4 separate regions of the Homo sapiens genome follow, and all the other regions are linked to region 4. A link is a contact called in ENCODE Hi-C or POLR2A ChIA-PET data. All regions are on one chromosome and are shown on one strand. The core of a region is the stretch at or near the end of the contact, and the rest is flanking DNA. Distances in the headings are between cores, read along the strand shown. Region 1 has its middle 27 kb from the start of RGS10. Region 2 has its middle 81 kb from the start of RGS10. Region 3 has its middle 53 kb from the start of RGS10. Region 4 has its middle 22 kb from the start of INPP5F.

Evidence for each region. Hi-C counts contacts between places; a loop is a spot of excess contacts on that map. ChIA-PET counts read pairs that join two places held with the same protein, here RNA polymerase II (POLR2A). Pooled maps may share reads with other maps.
Region 1: a pooled map shows a loop between it and region 4 (2.0-fold over the local background). The contact joins two enhancer-like sites. A Hi-C loop is called at or near these places in 1 of 50 pooled maps. POLR2A ChIA-PET finds 5 or more read pairs at or near these places in 3 of 52 experiments (activated CD8-positive, alpha-beta memory T cell and activated T-cell).
Region 2: a pooled map shows a loop between it and region 4 (3-fold over the local background). The contact joins two enhancer-like sites. A Hi-C loop is called at or near these places in 5 of 37 single-sample maps with no recorded cell type and 3 of 50 pooled maps. POLR2A ChIA-PET finds 5 or more read pairs at or near these places in 1 of 52 experiments (Panc1).
Region 3: a loop to region 4 is called in a pooled map, with 2.8 times the contacts of the local background. The contact joins two enhancer-like sites. A Hi-C loop is called at or near these places in 6 of 37 single-sample maps with no recorded cell type and 4 of 50 pooled maps. POLR2A ChIA-PET finds 5 or more read pairs at or near these places in 2 of 52 experiments (GM10248 and Panc1).

The regions. Positions count from the first base shown.
Region 1 is chr10:119,568,029-119,570,728 of GRCh38, reverse strand. No RefSeq gene overlaps it. Among named protein-coding and RNA genes, the nearest start is that of RGS10, 27 kb to the right of the region's middle. Within about 2 kb of position 1,313, at least 2 of the 41 ENCODE cell types and tissues checked have a DNase peak (open chromatin) inside an H3K27ac peak, as active enhancers do.
Region 2 is chr10:119,460,127-119,463,007 of GRCh38, reverse strand. No RefSeq gene overlaps it. Among named protein-coding and RNA genes, the nearest start is that of RGS10, 81 kb to the left of the region's middle. RefSeq lists an enhancer at 547-796. Within about 2 kb of position 1,432, at least 2 of the 41 ENCODE cell types and tissues checked have a DNase peak (open chromatin) inside an H3K27ac peak, as active enhancers do.
Region 3 is chr10:119,488,328-119,491,027 of GRCh38, reverse strand. No RefSeq gene overlaps it. Among named protein-coding and RNA genes, the nearest start is that of RGS10, 53 kb to the left of the region's middle. Within about 2 kb of position 1,372, at least 10 of the 41 ENCODE cell types and tissues checked have a DNase peak (open chromatin) inside an H3K27ac peak, as active enhancers do.
Region 4 is chr10:119,702,782-119,705,481 of GRCh38, reverse strand. No RefSeq gene overlaps it. Among named protein-coding and RNA genes, the nearest start is that of INPP5F, 22 kb to the left of the region's middle. RefSeq lists enhancers at 525-804, 1,435-1,484, 1,495-1,544. Within about 2 kb of position 1,386, at least 6 of the 41 ENCODE cell types and tissues checked have a DNase peak (open chromatin) inside an H3K27ac peak, as active enhancers do.

The sequences.
Region 1 (2,700 bases), core at 64-2,563, 130 kb after region 4:
AAGCGATTCTTCTGTCTCAGCCTCCTGAGTAGCTGGGATTACAGGCACCCGCCACTACGCCTGGCTAATTTTTGGTATTTTTAGTAGAAACGGGGTTTCACCATCTTGGCCAGGCTGGTCTTAAACTCCTGACCTCAGGTGATCCACCCGCCTCGGCCTCCCATAGTGCGGGGATTACAGGCGTGAGCCACCTTGCCCAGCCAACTTAAACATTTTATTGTTCCAGCTGGGCATGGTGTGACTCACGCCCGTGACCCCAGCACTTTGGGAGGTTGAGATGGGAGAATCACTTGAGCCCAAGAGTTTGAAGCTACAGTGAGCCATGATTGTGCCACTCCAGCCTGGCTGACAGAGTGTGAATCTCTGTCTCTAAAATACAATAAAAAAAAATTTAAATGCAATATTAGTATGAAACCTGGGCTCCTATTTTCTACTTACTGATTTTATTTTGAAAGATAGTGTAGAAAGGCCAGGTACTATAATTCATAAGCTACTTTGTGCAAATATTTCTTTTATGGGCAAAGATGACTTTTAGTTTTGGAATTGCCTAAATGTGGAAGAAATTTAATTTATATCTGGGAAATAGGGGTAGATGAAATCTATATAATTTGTTGTTTTTATTTTAAGGGGGATAAAAGGCACTGATAGCAATTGACTTTTTAATAGAATTAAGCTTTTGTGGCCGGGCGTGGTGGCTCACGCCTGTAATCCCAGCACTTTGAGAGGCCAAGGCGGGCGGATCACAAGGTCAGGAGATCGAGACCATCCTGCCTAACACGGTAAAACCCCATCTCTACTAAAAATACAAAAAATTAGCCAGGCGTGGTGGCAGGCGCCTGTAGTCCCAGCTACTCGGGAGGCTGAAGCAGGAGAATCCCTTGAACCGGGAGGCGGAGCTTGCAGTGAGCTGAGATCATGCCACTGCATTCCAGCCTGGGCAACAGAGCGAGACTCTGTCTCAAAAAAAAAAAAAAAAAAAGAATTAAGCTTTTGTTTGGGGGAAGAGAGAGACATGATCTACATAACTTTGATGGCTTGGTTTTTAAACAAGAATATCAGAGTAACAGCGGACAAAAGAAGTATGTTCAATAAATTATTTCCTTAACTTTCCAACTCAAAATACATATGCCGAATTTTGTCTGTTCCAATTTATTGCACTTTAAAGAATTCACTAACCATTGTTTCTCTGAGATGTTCCTCTGGGAGTGATCCACATCTAATAACGTCTTGGAGTCAGCTTGGAAAGTTTGCAAACATGAATCAAACTGAAGTGCTTTTGGATAGCGTTTGAGGAAAGCCAGGGCGACTGTATGCTGGAAAGGAATCTCAGGAGTGAGCTGTCCAGTTGTTGATCTTCCAGCGAGGCTTAGCTTGCCCGTGGGTCTCCTCTTTTCACTTTCCTTCCTTCTTGGGAACTGACAAGAGTTTTGCAAAAAGCCTGGTTGTCATGGTGCTATAGAATTACAGCATTGTTAAGGTAAACCAGATTTTGCTGTATAAAATCAGCAGATACCATAACTTGCCCAAGTGTAATTTTTTTTCCTGGTCCTTTATCTTTCTTCCTTACGTTTTGGTATACCAGCAAAGAGAAGTCTGAAACCATCTAGACAAAATAAAGCATGAAATACGTAGCCATATGCAACTGTGCATGTTCTGAGAATTATTGTATAAATTTCAGGTTTTCACATTCAGTTCACTTTACTGGTTACAAGTTAAGAATTGAGTTGTTCCATATTGGGTTTGTACGATTGCTTTTGCTCACAAAAATAAAGCTAATGTGTAAGTCTTAACAGCTTTTTAAAAAATGAGACTACACATTTAATCATCTTAGCTTGCTACTTTTTGAAGAGGACTAAACTTGAAAAACATTTTTAATTTTCTCTGGCTAGGTTATATTTTAGCAGATGGCATAACTCATACTTTGTTTAATAAGGGTTCAGATTGGGGAAAAAGTGACGAAGGATGATGAAGGAGGGATAAGTCCTTGATTCAGGAGCACATTAACCTGAGACTAGACAATTCTGGGCAGGTGTAGTAAGCCATGAATGGATAATCGGGTGGGGTGTTGATATGTAATATGTTCCTGGTTTAAGACTGTGTACACTTTATCAAGACTAGAAGACTTACCAGGAGACTTACCAGCCTATTGAAAATGAAATATTACCAACATGTTTGCTGATAGATGGCCCTGATAGTTTGTTTTCAATTTCCTTTAAGGTATGTTTTTATTTAGCAATATGGGTTCTACTTGTGTATTAGAATGTTGGGCAAATGGTCCTGTTTTACAATAGTTGCCTTTGAGCATTTTCAGTAAAATGACAGGGATTAGGATGTCCTTTAAAATCCACATTTCTTATACCCAGGGATATATTTTATTTTTTAAAAATGGATAACTTCATTCCTTGGTTGAAGCTCCCCGAAGGCAGGGACTTGGTTTGTTAACTACACAAATTCTAGTACTTGTAACAGTTCTTGGCATGTGGTAGGTGTTCAGTAAATGTTAAATACATTAATATGATAAGAGGAAATGAAAGTAAACATGTATTTTATTTAGTCTCCCTCTTGAAACCAGAACATTACCTCGTGTTCTATTTGAGTAGAACTTGATCAGAATTGGTGGGGTGCTTGTGAAAAGGTAGATTCTGAGACTCTGCAGTTGTGGGTGAAGGTAGTCTGAAATAAAATTAATTGGCCTGGCGG
Region 2 (2,881 bases), core at 183-2,682, 240 kb after region 4:
TCCTGGACTCTGAACTTTGACCAACTCAGCCTGAGCCTGCAGGCAGCCCCTCCAGAGCAGAGGCTGCCTCAGGGTGACATTTTCTGATCTATTTATCTAATCACATCACCCTTTCATCCCACTTTCCACACCTGGCTCTTTCTAGCCTTGTTCTTTCTACAAAAGAGATCATCTTTTCGCCTAACCCTCAAGACCCTTGCAGATGGCATGGTCAAGCCTTCTGCGTTTTGCAGTGCTCTCCATCCCAGCCCCTGTTGCAGTAGCCCCTTTCCTCCCTTGCAAAAATCTTTCAAATAGTTCTCTCCCCACTGAGTCTGGATTTGTGTTTTATTTGACGTGTGCTTGCAAAGTCAAATCTACAAGACAAGGCACATTTCTGAGCAGACTGGCTTTTATATCTGTCTCTCACTCTCCTCCCCTGGTGGCTTCCCTCTCCCTGTAGGTAACTTTTTTCCTTTTTTTGGTTTATCTTTTCATTAAAAATATGACAGTAGGATTCTATGTCGTATCCTCTTTCCTTTTGTTTAAGAACAGTGGTAGCCAATTGTACCCACCTGCTTCCATTTGCAGGTAAGAGCCTCACTCTCTTCAGCCCTCTGTGACTCTGAAAAGCCATCGGCAGGAAGATCAGTGGCTGCTTTGCCCTAAGCGTCCTCAATGAGATGAAAGCGCTTTGTAAACCAGTGGGCCTCAAACTGGAGTGTGCACCCCAGTCACCTGGGGGTCCTGTTCATAGGTCCCACCCAGACTCCTAACTCAATAGGCTTGGCACGGGGAGCAGGAACCTGGATCTCTCAGAAGTTCACAGGGCTGCTGCTGCAGCCTGTAGTGGTGAGGGTGTCAGACTTTGAAAACTACTGGTATCAGTTCCCCTCAAGGGCAGGGCAAATGTTGGTGAGTATTAATAAAACTTCTGTACCATAGAATACAGGACCTGGTTTGACTATAGACCCAGCCTGCCATTCCGGTTTGGGGCTTTCTTTCTTTCTTTTTTTTTTTTTGGGACAGAGTCTCACTCTGTCACCCAGGCTGGAATGCAGTGGCACAATCTCAGCTCACTGCAATCTCCACCTCCAGGGTTCAAGGGATTCTCCTGCCTCAGCTTCCCAAGTAGCTGGGATTACAGGTGCATGTCACCACACCCAGCTAATTTTTATAGTTTTAGTAGAGTTGGGATTCCACTATGTTGGCCAGGCTTGTCCCAAACTCCTGACCTCAGGTGATCCACCCACCTAAGTCTCCCAAAGTGCTGGGATTAGGTGTGAGAAATGGTGCCCAGCCAGGTTTGGGGCTTTCTAAGGCCTCTCTGCTCAAAGTGTTGTCTGAGGACCAGTGGCTTCGCCCAGGAGCACTCAGAAGCACGGGCTGTGCCCTACCCCACACCCACTGAATCAGATTCTAGTTTATCAAGATTCCAAATGAGTCAGAACTCCTGAAGCATGAGAGGTGCTGACCCAAGCCTTCTGCGCCTTGTGGTTTACCTGCCAGTAGTTGATGCCCCTAGAGTGCAAACTCTAGATCTCACCCCATGGCCTGCTGAATGGGCTTTTCCTGCTCTCTCCCCCAAGATAGCCAAGCCAAGGCCCCATGACAACTGGCCCAGGCCTGGGCAATGTTTGGCTTGGCAAACTGCTGGGCAAAGTGGTACCAGGAGCCCTGCCATGCTGTGGCTCAAGGGTCTGTTCCCAGGGCCCCAGCTCTCCCTCCTCTTCACGGTCTCTGGATATGGCAGGTGGATCCTAACAGCTTTAAGGACTGCCTCCCACAGGGGTTGTGGCCTGGAGCTCTCTGGGGCCCAGGGATGCTGGCTTTGAGCCTTTCCTGAAAATGAGTTAGATGGAGGCTCTTTTGGTCCCCTCACCAAATCCACGGTTGTCTGGTGTGGACAGGACGGGCACAGGCCTGAAAGGTGTGGAGGAGGTAAGAGGTGGGTACTCCTCCTGCCCAGCCCAGCCCATCTGCCTGGGAAGGGGCCAAAGCTGCTGGGCAGGGCAGTGTAAATGGTGAGGGGGGCCGGAGCTGTGGGGCTGGAGTTTCTCCCACTGATACCCTACCTGTCCCAGGAGAGACGGCAGCTTCTGTCTGCCTGGAGGCTGGCTCGGACAGTGGAGTTTCTGGAGTGGTGAAAGCCCCAGAGACAGAGCTGGGCCCTGCGGGGAGGTCCTCCCCATCCCTGTTCTGAGATCAGAGCATTTCCTGCCCCACCCCTGCATCTTCTGCCCTTGAGGGCTACCCGCCTGGTCGGCAAATCCTCGGCCATGAGTACCCCCATTCTTCCATCCTGGGAGAGCCCCTTCCTCATCCCACCCTCATTGCCAGCCGGCCCCTCTTTCTCTCTGTCCAATTCCACAGGGTCCCCCAGTAAGCAGATTCTTCCCCAGGCTCCAGGCCTGGCTGGAGTGTGGCTCCAGGCAGGGCTGGGTGTGAATGGGTGTGAGGTCAAGGCCAGGCCCCTGCTCAAAGCCAAGGCCTCTGTGCTGGGTGGCCCATGAGTTCCCACTGAATCCTCCAGCAGCCACATCACTGAGGTGTGATCTCATTTACAGATGAAGACACCGAGGCTCAGAGTGGCCTGTTTAAGGTCATATATCATCAATAGGGTGTTGGCTGAGTCCCAGCCCTGCTCATTCTATTTATTTATTTATTTTTAAAATTTATTTTTACCTTTATTTTTAAAACAAACATCTCAGAGTAAGCCCTGCTCATTCTAACAGCTAAGGCAAGCAGGTCGAGGGAGACAGAAGAGGTCTTGGGTCCCAGATCGGGAATCCCAGTTCTGAGGTGCAAGGGCCGCTGTGCCTCACTGGCTACCCCACGTTCCAGCATGTGCCTGGCATGGCGAAGCCTGGACAGCCAGAAAGGCTCCCTCTGCAGAGCCCGC
Region 3 (2,700 bases), core at 123-2,622, 210 kb after region 4:
ACCTAATCACCCGCGAAAGGCCCTGCCTCTTTTTTTTTTTGAGATGGAGTCTCGCTCTGTCACCCAAGCTGGAGTGCAGTGGCATGATATGGGCTCACTGCAACCTCTGCCTCCTGGGTTCAAGCGATTCTCCTGCCTCAGCCTCCTGAGTAGCTGGGATTACAGGCATGCGCCACCACGCCTGGCTAATTTTTGTATTTTTGGTAGAGAGGAGGTTTTGCCATGTTGGCCAGGGTGGTCTCGAACTCCTGACCTCAAGTGATCCGCCCGCCTTGGCCTCCCAAAGTGCTGGGATTACAGGTGTGAGCCACTGTGCCCCAGCCGGCCCTGCCTCTTGATATCATCACACTGGGGACTCGGTTTCAACATGTGAATTTGGGGCGGGGGTCGGGGGCGGCACAAACATTCAGACGCTAGCACTATATAAAATCCAATGAGATAATACATGCAATGTGCGCAGCACAGTGCCTTGCGCACAGCGGCTTAATAAACCTTGGTGATTATTATGAGGCCACCAAACCAGGGATAGGTCGTGTGGTCTGCCTAAGGTGCGCAGGGAAGGGTAGCAGATCCCGGCCGGGTCTGACTCCTGGATCCTTGCCTGGGACTCTTTCACTGTCCCCCCAGTCCCCCGCACACACATGCACACGATGTTACCCCGCGTTCGAGTCGTGATCGACGGGCAGCCAGCTGGACCTGAATGTCATTCAAATGATTGCAGGCTCGAAACCAGGGGTGGGGGGGCTCTCAGGAGAGGATTTGGGCCCAGAAGGGGACATGCAGGGGGAAGCCAGAGAAGTGAGAGGGAGATCTGAGTGGTGGGTGCCCCAGCAGCGTAATATGGCTCCATTTCCAACCTGGAACCAGGTTGTTGCCTCTCCAGACATTTTGTGTCCGAAGGAAGGGGAAGGGAATTCAGTAGACATTCTTTGGAGGAGCCTCTTGGACTTCGGTGACTTTTTCTTGACAAGAACCATGGTCTCCTAGGGCAGAGCTGCCCACATGCTTTTCTGGGAGGTCCCGGGCTCCCCAGGCTCCTTGGAGTAGAAGGAAGTCTGGGGACCCCCGAGAGCCTGCCTGAAATTCCTGGCTTGAGCTCACGGGGGAGCTGGTGAGCTGTGGAGGGAGGCAGCTCCCGGGGTTCTTGCGGGTCCCTGCAGCACGGGAGGACCCTCCAAGGCCCTGGGCACCCATCCTGGTCAGACCGTCCCCTCCCACCAACTTTTCTCCTTGTCTCTCCCAGAAGGGTGCCCTGGGGAGACCCTCTCCCCAGAGGCTGGGACTGGGCAGGAAGGTGGGGCAGCTGCTCCCATCCTTTCTGCCCCGCACAGTTCAGGCAGTTCATCTTCGGGCAGGAAGATGAGGTTTCGAGGTACTTCCTGGGCTTGCGCTGACGTTTTTGACTACCGTCCCCGCCCCCACCCCGCCCCACTCTCTAGTTTGGCCTCTGCTGGCTCCAAAACCCTCTCAAATATCCCACGAGGGTCATTAGTGGGAGACCTTTGTTCAGTTCATTCATTTTTTAAATCAATGCTATATATTTTTTTAATGCTCGGAAACAGTGTTTTGATGTGAGTTTATTACTTGAAGAACTGCAGGACTTTGTACAACAAACTGCCTGATACTAAAGTTATATTAACAAAGAGATCAAGAAATGACTGGCTGTGTGCACAGAGGCTTAAAGGTTTAGTGTGGCTGAGATACTAAACGTCTCTCTTTCCCACCACTTTATTTTATTTTTATTTTTGAGACAGAGTCTTGCTCTGTCACCCAGGCTGGAGTGCAGTGGCATGATCTTGGCTCACTGCGACCTCCATCTCCTGGGTTCTCATGCCTCAGCCTCCCAAGTAGCTGGGATTATAGGCGCATGCCACCATGCCTGGCTAATTTTTGTATTTTTAGTACAGATGGGGTTTCATCTTGTTGGCTAGGCTGGTCTCAAACTCCTGACCTCAGGTGATCCACCCGACTCAGCCTCCCAAAGTGATGGGATTACAGGTGTGAAGCACTGCACCCAGCCTCCCATCACTTTATTTTAAAAGTGTATTTCCAAATCCTCGTCTTCTACCTCGGGGTGGTCGTTCCAAAATGTTTTATTTCTGAAGCTTCCCAGATAAGCAGCTACAATTTCACTCTTTCCTCCCCAGCTCACTGGGATGCATTTTTTCTTCTTCTTTTTTTTTTTTTTTTTTTTTTTGGTGGAAGGAATTTTTTTTAAAAAAACTAAGACGTACCTAATTTCAGTAAAGAGTAAAGTACACAAATCTTAAGTGGAGAGCTCTATGGATGTCTCCATTTGTCTACACACTCATAACTACCACCGCATTCGGCTATGGAATATTTCTAGCATCTGGGGTGCAGAGTTTTTTTTGTTGTTGTTTTTTGTTTTTTTTGAGACAGAGTCTCACTCTGTCGCCCAGACTAGAGTGCAATGGCCCGATCTCGGCTCACTGCAACCTCTGCCTCCCAAGTTCAAGTGATTCTCCTGCCTCAGCCTCCCAAGTAACTCCTGACCTCAAGTGATCTGCCGCCTCGGCCTCCCAAAGGGCTGGGATTAGAGGCATGAGCTGCTGCACCCAGCCTGGGATGCAGTGTTTTTTTGTTTGTTTGTTTTTGTTTTTTGAGATAGAGTCTCACTGTCACCCAGGTTGAAGTGCAATGGTGTGATCTTGGCTCACTGCAACCTCTGCCTCCCAGCTT
Region 4 (2,700 bases), core at 137-2,636:
TGTCAATCATAATCAACACCTAATGTGGGAAAGTATCTTCCTCTTAAAAATATTAAGAAGGTGGCTGGGTGCAGTGGCTCACGCCTGTAGTCCCAGCACTTTGGGAGGCCAAGGTGGGTGGATCACAGGAGTTCGAGACCAGCCTGGCCAACATGGTGAAACCCTATCTCTACCAAAAACACAAAAATTAGCTGAGTGGGAGGCACCTTGTAATCCCAGCTGCTTGAGAGGCCGAGGCAGGAGAATCACTTGAGCCCAGGAGGCAGAGGTTGCAGTGAGCCAAGATTGCGCCATTGCACTCCAGCCTGGGCGACAGAGCAAGACTCCATCTCACAAAACAAAAACAAAAACAAAAAAAAATTAAGAAGGTGAGCAATGAGCAACAAAAACGTCTAAATTTTGCAGACAGAATAAGAGCCCAAAGGTTGTACACACTGAAAAACAAAACCGAATAGCTATTCATATTTTCCTTAAGGTTTGAGGACAAAGAAGCTCTAGAAGAAGGTTATACTGGAGCCAGAAAGGAAGCATACAAAAATATCCCTATCTATTTTTGTAAAGACAGGGTCTCACTCTGTTGCCCAGGCTGCTCTTGAACTCCGGGCCTCAAGTGATCCTTCTGCCTCAGCCTCCGAAAGTGCTGGAATTATAGACGTACCCCACCACCTGTGGCTGAGTTTCTCTTTCAACCGACAAATAGAACCTTTCTTGGAGTTAGAAAGTAGGAGATCAGGAGCTTCTCACTAATGATGGTGTAATTCAGCAATGGATCCCTTTTCGGGTCATCAGCTTAGTGTCAGTTCCTGGTTCTATCTGACTCATTGCAGTAGTGGGAGGTTTCGAAAACTTGAAGTCAGGAGGGTTTACATCAATTTCACATATTACAAACAACAACAACAACTCACAGCGCTAGGGAGGCATCCCATTCTACTCATCTTTACAACCTGACAAGAACAGGAATACATTCAACAGAAATATTCTTCTCTGCTACGAACAGATTGAAATAAATACCTGAGTTCCTGATAGAATGGAAAATAACAGCTTTCCATAGGTGCGGAATCACCAATGACATCAGAACAAAAATTATTGCTCGGTACCAAGGAGAAAATGTCTTGAGGACAAGATGTGAATAACAAGTTCAGAAGAAGGGAAGGTCAGTCAAAAAAAAAAAAAAAAAAAAAAAGCAGCCTCCTGGGCGACAGAGCAAGACTCAAAAAAAAAAAAAAAACGAAGATGAAGGATGATTATCATGCTACCTCTAAATTTCTACAGCAGGCTCCATAGAGCTCAAAATACTTTAAAGACGTATTTTTATTCTGAAGTAGCAGGAAGGAAATATCAGCAGCGTTTACAGATGTTGAAACTGAAGCATCACATCATTGGGGGATGCCCAGTTCTCCCTGCAGCATCTACTAGCTGTGCAGGATGGGGCCTACAGAGTGAGTTTCTGTCTTTCCTAGGAGCTTACCAACTCAGTCATCAGAAGGTTTCCCCAATCCAAATATATATTATTTTAATGTAAAAATAGAATATGTTGGCAGGGCGTGGTGGCTCACGTCTGTAATCCCAGCACTTTGGGAGGCCAGGGCAGGTGGATCACGAGGTCAGGAGATAGAGACCATCCTGGCTAACACAGTGAAACACCGTCTCTACTAAAAATATAAAAAATCAGCCAGGCATGGTGGCGGGCACCTGTAGTCCCAGCTACTGGGGAGGCTGAGGCAGGAGAATGGCGTGAACCCAACAGGCAGACCTTGCAGTGAGCCGAGATCGTGCCGCTGCACTCCAGCCTGGGCAGCAGTGCAAGACTCCGTCTCAAAAACAAAGAATATGTTAATAATTATATTAAAATTTCCATCAGAAACCTCAAGGCTATTGAGAACCAGGATTAATCTACTGATTACAATAAGAGAGGGGGCTGGGCACAGTGGCTCATGCCTGTAATTCCAGCACTTTGGGAGGCTAAGGTGGGAGGATTTCTTGAGCCCAGGAGTTTGAGACCAGCTTTGGCAACATAGTGAGACCCCATCTCTATAAAACATAAGTGAATTAATAAATAAAATAAGAGAGGGGACAAAGAGATGTGGTCATTTGGTCAGTGTATTGGTTTTCTAGGGCTGCTGTAACAAATGACCATAAAGTGGGTGGCAGTAAACAACAGAAGTGTATTTTCTCACAATTCTGGAGGCTAGAAATCCAAAATCAAGGTGTTGGCTGGGCCAGGCTCCCTCTGAAGGCGCCAAGGGAGAATCCTTCCTTGCCTTTTCCAGCTTCCGCAGGCTGCCTGCAATTCTTGGTGTTCCTTGGCTTGTAGATATATCACTCCAATTTCTGTCTCATTTGTCACACGGCACTCTCCCTGTGTGTCTGTATCAGTGTTCAAATTTTTCTCTTCTTATAAAGGTACCAGTCATTGAACTAGTGTTCCAGTAAAACCTCATCTTAACTTTTTTAGATCTACAAAGGATGTATGTCCAAATAAACTCACATTCATAGGTACCGGGGATTAGGACTTGAGCATATCTTTAAGGGGACATGATTCAGTCAGCAATAATCAGTTTGAAAACAAGATATTACTACCTAGTGGTAAATACACTCAAAACTACCAAAGGCCATGACTCTCCCCCCAAAAATGGAGATAGCATCATCTTTACTGTTGAAATAGCCCAGAATGTCTTTCTGAATAAGCTCTCTCTAGAT